Regions from separate parts of the Homo sapiens genome. Here region 2 is linked to region 1. Evidence: read pairs that join two places in POLR2A ChIA-PET (ENCODE). Cell type or tissue: MCF 10A. All regions are shown on one strand. Links, peaks and the distances in the headings refer to the core of each region. The heading gives the core; the rest is flanking DNA. Region 1 overlaps LOC107985465 (a long non-coding RNA gene). Region 2 has its middle 22 kb from the start of LINC01354.

Evidence for each region. ChIA-PET counts read pairs that join two places held together with the same protein. Peaks named below come from ENCODE experiments on the same cell type or tissue, not always from the same donor. Only the 100,000 strongest peaks of a DNase experiment are listed, where the experiment ranks them.
Region 2: POLR2A ChIA-PET joins it to region 1 with 12 read pairs; 9 of 35 experiments call an interaction of 5 or more read pairs at or near these places.

Annotation. Positions count from the first base shown.
Region 1 is chr1:234,562,764-234,567,159 of GRCh38, reverse strand. It overlaps LOC107985465 (a long non-coding RNA gene), which reads left to right. Exons shown (of 3, transcript XR_001737831.2): 3 at 833-2,567. Among named protein-coding and RNA genes, the nearest start is that of LINC01354, 33 kb to the right of the region's middle. In MCF 10A, for the core only: no CTCF peak of the experiment used is centred there; DNase peaks (open chromatin) are centred at 969 and 2,329.
Region 2 is chr1:234,507,529-234,511,924 of GRCh38, reverse strand. No RefSeq gene overlaps it. Among named protein-coding and RNA genes, the nearest start is that of LINC01354, 22 kb to the left of the region's middle. In MCF 10A, for the core only: no CTCF peak of the experiment used is centred there; a DNase peak (open chromatin) is centred at 1,984.

The DNA of each region.
Region 1 (4,396 bases), core at 149-4,148:
AATAACAGCATTAATTCATTCATGAAGGCAAAGCCCTCACAACCTGATCACCTCCTTAAGGTCTAATCTCTCAACACTATTGCTCTGGGGACTCAGTTTCCAACACATAAACTTTGGGGGACATATTCAAACCATGGTACATGATTTCTTATTAACTTGATTTTTCAAAGTATTGTCTCCGTTAATACTCCTTTAATTCACTAATAGGTAACTTCACATTTGTACACCTGTTGTCTATAGCTAACTCCCAGGCCCCTTCTCTGTTCTATTGATTAGGCTTCTTTGATTGCAATTAAGAAAAACACAATTTAGGCTTGGCGTGGTGGCTCACGCCTGTATTCCCAGCACTTTGGGAGGCAGAGGTGGGTAGATCACTTGAGGTCAGGAGTTCGAGACCAGCCTGGCTAACATGGCAAAACCCCATCTCTACTAAAAATACAAAAATTAGCTGGATGTGGTGGTGCACACCTGTAGTCTCAACTATTCAGGGGGCTGAGGGACAAGAATTGCTTGAACCCTGGGGCGGAGTTTGCAGTGAGCCAAGCTCGTACCACTGCACTCCAGCCTGGGCAGCAGAGCGAGACTCCATCAAGATAAATAAAATAAAATAAAATAAAATAAAATAAAATAAAATAAAATAAAATAAAATAAAATAAACTCACTTATGCAAGCACAAGACTCTAATGGCTTATATAGTTGGAAATACTGGGTTGGTCAGAATTGAAGCAGTAACTAATAGAACCAGGGCCTCTGGACTAGAACTAGGAATTCTAAGTGACCATATCTCATCTCTATCTGTATTTTATGATTTTATGTTTCTCTTTATTTATAGAGCTCATTCTCCTCTACTGCAGAAAGGCTTTGCCCACACAACAGAAATATGGCTCCTGGCCTCTCCAGCTAAGCAACTCCAGTAGAAAAATTCCTTCTCGTGTTGTGTGTACATCAGTACAAAGGGAAGGATTCTGGCCATTCTCCACGTATGATTGGGACATCGGATGATTCTGGAGAGGGTTCCTGTAAGCCACAGCCCCAAAACAAACCCATGGAATAGGGGAAGGAAAGTTCTCCCTCAAAAAGGATGCTGAAGAGCAATAGTTTTTAAAAATATTCTTTACTACCATTAATCAAATAATAAGAGGCTTATGGGCAGAAATATCAGCAGGGGAAAATTAAGGCAGAGTAATTGTTAGGACCACAGAACCTGGAAACAGCTTTCCTGGGTGAATTCCAGCCTCACACTTAAGCTGTGGGACCAAATTACAAGATCTCTTTAAGCCTCACTTATTTCACCTATAAAAAGAGAGACCAATGTTCCCTATGTCAGTAAATTACCATGAGGATTAAATTTATATAAAATGCCAAGCACAAAGTAATGATTATAACGGTTGGCTATTAGCTGCTTCTATCACTATATTGCTGTTAGTATTAAGATCATACAACAGGTACATAGTAAATGCTGGAGTCTGAACTAAAGCAATGCCCCCTGATGCCTGACCTAAAGTACTTCCTACTACAGTGTGAATTAGAGCAGGTGAGCATTGGAGAGCAGCAGGTAAAACAGTAGTGGAGGTGAGTTAAGCAGGATTATGCTGCTGACATTTCTAGATCCTTGCCAGAGGCCAAGTGTCCAGTGACCTCTTCTTTATTTCTTACTTTATAGTTACTATTATCACCCATTTTATAGAATAGGAAACTGAGGCCTAGAATGATTAACTTGCCAGCAGGGGCACCCACCTAGGAGGCAGTGGAAGCTCTCCTTTAGGACCTTGCTGAGGCATTCGCAGAATAAGCAGGTTCCTTAGTGCTCTGGCTAGACAGGATTAACGCTTGTTTCTTTTGTCATTGCACTTGCCTAGTGGGCTGTCCAGCTCATGGTTGGCACTCAGTCTTTTCAAAGAACAAATGTCAACCATGACAATTGATGAGGAAGAAAGCAGAAAAATGTAGAACTCAGACTCCACCAAGATGTATGTTAGTTGGAAGTTATAGATAAGTTTCCCTCAAATATATAACTGTCACTATAGCCACTATTTTATGAATTAGATGCCTCACTTCCAGGCAAACTTGGAACTGATTTTTGTTGCAAGAATGAACTTAGATCTACCTAAGACTTCACCATTCTCATTTTTTACAATTCAGAAATTTCAAAATAATAAGCGTATGCTAGGTCATCTGTAGACCTGTTTCTCTTTGTTACTCAATCCCACAGTCTGACAGTCTGCTCTGAATTTCTGTAGGCTGTATCATTCTGTACCTGCAGGAGAGCGGTGACTCAGCCTGTGGAATAACTCCCTTTCCCTCATTATGACATGTCACCTTTATTTCATTGCTGTGGCATGTTTCTTGCCCTGTGGCTGAAAAACAAGGCAACCCAGTCAGGAAACCAAAGCAGATTCTCTACTTCTGAGTCAAAGCGTGAGGTCTGCCAATCTAGACCTGGAAGACATGCTCTTACACCTTGCCTAATCCTCCAAGGAAGTTGTTTTTCTCTTCTTCAACCCCATCCCTTCCCTCCCACCAAGCCCCTAAGAAGGCATAACCATGGAGCTATTTTTACCTGAAAAATAAATCCAGGGGACGAGATCTTTTAGGTTGCATTTATCAAAACAGTGAATGTTCAGATTGTTGGCTTATTTAAAAATTAAATATTTGTTTCTGCAAGGATTGATTTATCTGGTGTTGGTAGTACTGGGTTACACACTAGGATTCTATGAGTTACACACTAGGATTCTATGACTACATTGCAGCTGGATTGTCAGGCTGTCTGTGGTCATAGAGACAGCCTGGATAATGAATGAATAGAAATGTCAGGGCTTCGAGATTTTCGAGCCCCCTTTCCTTATCTGGAAATGGGGATTAAAAAATAACTCCTTTTTAGGTTTGTTGTAAATGAGAATATATGTAAAGTACATGTAAGAAGATATCTCTTATCTCTATCAAAGTAATCTTTCCTATTGACTTGCTGTGTAACCCTCACCACGATACTGGTTTCTGCCTTAATTGTCCCAAATGATAAAACAGAGATAATTGTATTTGCCTCTAAATCATGTTTTCAAAAACTTGAACTAATGAAAGTATAAATTAGTATAAATTTTCTGGAGGCAATTTAGTTTTATCTATCAAAAAATTATATATGCATGTATGTGTATATATCTCCTTTAATACAATTTTACTTTAGAAATTTGTTATAAGAAACTAATCAGGTATTATTCATAAGTATGTTAATCATGACATTGTTTATAATATGAACAATTACAACAACCTACAAATCCTACAATAGAAGATTGGTTAGGTAAATTATTATACATCATTATATAAAGGAATATCATTTATGTAGTCAGTAAAAATCATGTTGTAGAAGAATATTTATTTTTAGGGCAAATGTGTGTTTTGTAAACAGCAAACAGCCAAAAGGATACACTGGTATTTTTAATAAATAAGAAATGTACATACATACATAGAAAAAAAACACTGGAAGGCACACACTGAAACATTCATCATAATGCTCTTTGGTTGAAATCCAAGTGACTTTTGCTGTCTTCTTTTATGCTTTTCTGTGTTTTACAAGTTTTCTTTATTTCTCTAATTAGAAAAAAAGATCTTAAAATATGCTGTTAGGCAAATCTCCTTTTCAAATGAGCATTATAGTTTAATCCATTATCTCTACCTTTAAAATGCTTTGGAACTACTTAGACAAAACTTTGTAGGCTGGGCGTGGTGGCTCATGCCTGTAATCCCAGCACTTTGGGAGGCCGGGGCGGGCAGATCACAAGGTCAGGAGTTCAAGACCAGCCTGGCTAACATGGTGAAACACCGTCTCTACTAAAATCACAAAAATTAGCTGAGTGTGGTGGCGTGCACCTGTAATCCCAGCTGCTTGGGAAGCTGAGGCAGGAGAATTGCTTGAACCCCAGAGGCGGAGGTTGCAGTGAGCCAAGATTGTGTCATTGCACTCCAGCCTGGGCAACAAGAGCGAAACTCCATCTCAAAAAAAAAAAAAACAACTTTGTAAATGTAGGCATTGAAACAAAGCTGAGAGGAAACAGCTCAAAATGTTGACAATGCTACCTGCATGTCATGGTTCATAGGTGATTTCATGTTTGCATCTTATACTTTGTGTTTTCAAAGTGTCTACACTCTGCATGTATAACTTTTATACAACAGAAAAGTGCTAGTAAAATGTCTGTTGAATAATTATTATTTATAAAGAGCAATATTTTCTGAATGTCTTCTGTGAAAGCCACTTTATTCGGGCTTTTATCTTAGCTGAATTTAGTTTATCTTGCACTCAGTTTAACTGGCTCAAAGAAAGCCCCTGTTTCTCAGTTGCACACTGCCTATTTTGAACAAAACCGAATTTCTTTTTAAAATCTTTCATTCCTACTTAGGGTCA
Region 2 (4,396 bases), core at 183-4,182, 55 kb after region 1:
TCTCTACTAAAAATACAAAAATTAACCAGGCATGGTGGTGGGCACCTGTAATCGCAGCTTCTCAGGAGGCTGAGGCAAGAGAATCACTTTAACCCAGGAGGCGGAGGTCGCAGTGAGCTGAGATAGCACCACTGCACTCCAGCTTGGGCGATAGAGCGAGATTCAGTCTCAAACAAACAAACAAACAAAAAACAAGAAGGGTTGGTTGGGGACTGGAGGGAGGTGAGGAGGGTTAATGGGTACAAAAAGAAAGAATAATACCTACAACCTACTATTTGATAGCATGAACAGAGTGACTATAGTCAATAATAATTTAATTGTACATTTTTCCCCCAAGACAGGAGTTTCATTCTTGTTGCCCAGGCTAGAGTGCACTGGTGTGATCTCAGCACACTGAAACCTCCGCTTCCCGGATTCAAGCAATTCTCCTGCCTCAGCCTCTTGAGTAGCTGGGATTACAGGTGTCTGCCACCACTCCCGGCTAATTTTTTGTATTTTTAGTAGAGATGGAGTTTCATCATGTTGGCCAGGCTGGTCTTGAACTCCTGATCTCAGGTGATCCACCCACCTCGGCCTCCCAAAGTGCTGGGATTACAAGCATGCGCCACCATGTCCAGCCAATTGTATATTTTAAAATGAAAAAAGGCTGGGCGTGGTGGCTCGCATCTGTAATCCCAGCACTTTGGGAGGCCAAGGCATGTGGATCACTTGAGGTCAGGAGTTCGAGACCAGCCTGACCAACATGGTGAAACCCCGTCTCTACCAAAAATACAAAAATTAGACAGGCATGGTGGTGTGCACTTGTAGTCCCAGCTACTTGGGAGGCTGAGGCAGGAGAATTGCTTGAACCTGGGAGGTGGAAGTTGCAGTGAGCAGAGATCGCACCGCTGCACTCCAGCCTGGGTGACACAGTGAGGCTCCATCTCAAAATAAATAAATAAATAAATTAATTAATTAATTCAATAAAATGTAAAAAGAAGAGTTGGTTAATTGGTACAAACATTCTGTTAGATAGAAGGAATAAGATCTAGTGTTCAATAGCACCGTAGAGAGAGGCCAGGCGCGGTGGCTCACGCCTGTAATCCCAGCACTTTGGGAGGCTGAGGTGGGTGGATCATGAGGTCAGGAGTTCAAGACCAGCCTGGCCAAGATGCAGGAACCCCGTCTGTGCTAAAAATACAAAAATTAGCCGGGCACAGTGGTGCGTGCCTGTACTCCCTGCTACTCGGGAGGCTGAGGTAGGAGAATCACTTGAACCCAGGGGGCGGAGGTTGCAGTGAGCTGAGATCGCGCCACTGCACTCCAGCCTGGGTGACAGAGTGAGACTCTGTCTCAAAATAAATAAATAAATAAATAAATAAATAAAATTAAAAATAGATAAATAAAATAAAAATACCACCATAGAGTGACTAAACAATTATTTATTGTATATTTCGAAATAGCTAGAAGGGAGAAGATTTGGAACGTTCTCAACACAAAGAAATGATAAATGTTTGAGGTGACGGATATTCCAATTACCCAGATTTCATCATTACACTTTGTATGCATGTATCAAGGAAGAAAAGCAATTAAAAAAAGAAATTGGTATTTCAGATCAAAGCCAAGTGTGGCCCTAGCTGCACCCCAGCACCTTCAGCTGCTCATTTTACAGCAGCATGCTATAAGGGTCCTACCTCACCAGGGGGTGTGGGAGCACTTGAACTGATTTTATGTCAGGACATGAGTGCTAAGTATTATTACAGTAATGTGAAGAGAGCCACTATTAGCATTTGTAAGCCCCAGGGATAGTTGAAAATCAGAAACTCACAGAGGTGCTGGGAATGGCTGCCTGAGAGCTGGGAAACCTAGTTACTTATGCGCCATCACCAAGCTGCCAGCACTGAACTCATCATGGTGCAGAGAAATTTGGATTGCATCAGCCTGAACGGGGGCTGGGGATCTAGAAGGGGTGGTAATTTTTTAAAAAGTCTTTTTCTATGTGTTTATTTAGTCAACAAATATCGACTGAGTGTCAGCATTTGCTCCTGGCAGCGGGTGAAGGTAACCTCTGATGCAGCCAGCCTCCAGGGAGGGAGGGATAAGCCTGAGGGTGGGGCTGTTGGGGAGCTGGCAAGAAGCTGAAAGTCTTGTGGGGCAGATGGACCGAAAAGTATTTTGTGAAATGAATGAATAAGTGAATAAAAAAGGCCAGCAGGTAGATGGTCTAAATAGGGCTGGGGTAGATCCAGGATAGTTAGGGGCAGAAAACCCATGGGAAATCACTGGGTGGGAGAGTGTGCAGCCTCAGAGGTATAGCACACGTGGTGGAAGTCCCCGGGGGCAGACCCGGGTTATTCACAAGAATCCAGCTACACAAGAAGGCAGGGAGAACAGGGCAAGGCCAGGCTCTGGGAAATAAGCTGGCCCAAGTAGCTTTTTTTGTTTGTTTGTTTTTGTTTTTTTGAGACAAAGTTTCGCTCTTGTTGCCCAGGCTGGGGTGCAATGGCACAATCTCGGCTCACCGCAACCTCCGCCTCCCGGGTTCAAGCAATTCTCCTGCCTCAGCCTCCCAAGTAGCTGGGATTCCAGGCATGTGCCTCCATGCCCGGCTAATTTTGTATTTTTAGTAGAGACGGGGTTTCATCATGTTGGTCAGGCTGGTCTCGAACTCCCCACCTCAGGTGATCTGCCTGCCTCAGCCTCCCAAAGTGCTGGGATTACAGGCGTGAGCCACCGCGCCCGGCCCCAAGTAGCTTTTCTAAGCAACAATGCCAAATCCTCTGTTCACCCACCCAGTCCCATAAACCTCCCACTCTGCAGCCTGATCTTCTCTCCTCTGCTTTCCCAGCAGCAGATTTTGGGACCTAGTCTTCCATCTCCATTCTAGCTCCATGTGTTATAAGTAGTTTCTCATTTAATCTTCATGTCAACAACTTGGTAGTTGGCACTGGCCAGGCTTTCAGATGAGGAATCTAGGCTCAGAGAGGTTAAGTACTTTGCCCAAAGTCACACGGCTAGTAAATATGAGAACTAGGATTCACTCATTATTAAGACGCTTCATTTCGGCCAGGCGCGGTGGCACATGCCTGTAATCCCAGCACTTTGGGAGGCTGAGACAGGCGGATCACAAGGTCAAGAGATCGAGACCATCCTGGCCAATATGGTGAAACCCCGTGTCTACTAAAAATACAAAAATTGGGTGGGCGTGGTGGCGCATGCCTGTAGTCCCAGTACTCGGGAGGCTGAGGCAGGAGAATTGCTTGAACCCGGGAGGCGGAGGTTGCAGTGAGCCGAGATTACGCCACTGCACTCCAGCCTGGTGACAGAGCAAGACTCCATCTCAAAAACAAACAAACAAAAAGCTTCATCTCAATGACTTCCCAATCCCTCCCAACTCGGAGGTTCTGTGTGTCTATGGAATGCCTTGGTGAAAGGAAAGAACACAAGCTTTGAAGTCAGACATACCTGGTCTGAAATGGGACATACCTGGTCTGACTTCAAAGCCTGTGTTCTTTCTCTTTCACCAGGGCATTCTATAGACCCACAGAACCTCCGAGTTGGGAGGGATTGGGAGGTCATTGAGGTGAATCTTCTAAATAATGAGTGATTCAGTTTTCCAGCACTCTCCATAAGCCGAAAGCTGGAATATGTGGCTGTGTTCTTGCTTAGTCAAGTGGCAAACAAGGGCAGAAAGAAAGAGGAAGAGAGGGAAGGAAGAAGGAAAGGAATGAAGAAGGGTGGGAGGGAGAGAACAAAAGTTCAGCTTCAATGAACGTATCGTATTTTGAATTTTTTTGATGGAACAATCTAGAAAGAGCTATTTTAGTTTCACCATGCCTGAACATCTTGCAATTTATGTTTAGCTTTTTTTTTTTTTCTTTGTCCTGGTCTCTTTACCTTAACTTAGCATGTGCTCTTTTCTTCCCAGGCAAGACTTTGCCTCCTTATGATAAAGGTTCTAATTTGCTTCCTAGTAATAACGCTCCTCCACCACATCTCCCATTGTGGCCCAATGTCAGGATCAGCCCAGGGGAGCACCCACTTGGCCTGCCCAGGCTTCTGAGCAAGACTAAACCAGAAAGCAGGTAGAAAATAGGCTGCGCGCACCTCCCCAGCTGATTTGGGGAAGAGTAGGACCTTTCTGGAATCTGATACCTTAGGGAAACAAATCCAATAGCATGAAGTTGAAATCGGTTGCAATTAGGTGAACTGGTTACATCATGCGCAATGTGAGGGAAACAGCCCTGCAGACCTTGAGTAGCAGTAACACGGTCTAAATCAAGTTTGTTCAACCCGCGGCCCAACACAAATTCAGAAACTTTCTTAAAACACGATGAGATTTTTTTGCAATTTTTTTTTAGCTCATCAGCTGTCGTTAGTGTTAGTGTATTTTATATGTGACCCAAGACAGTTCTTC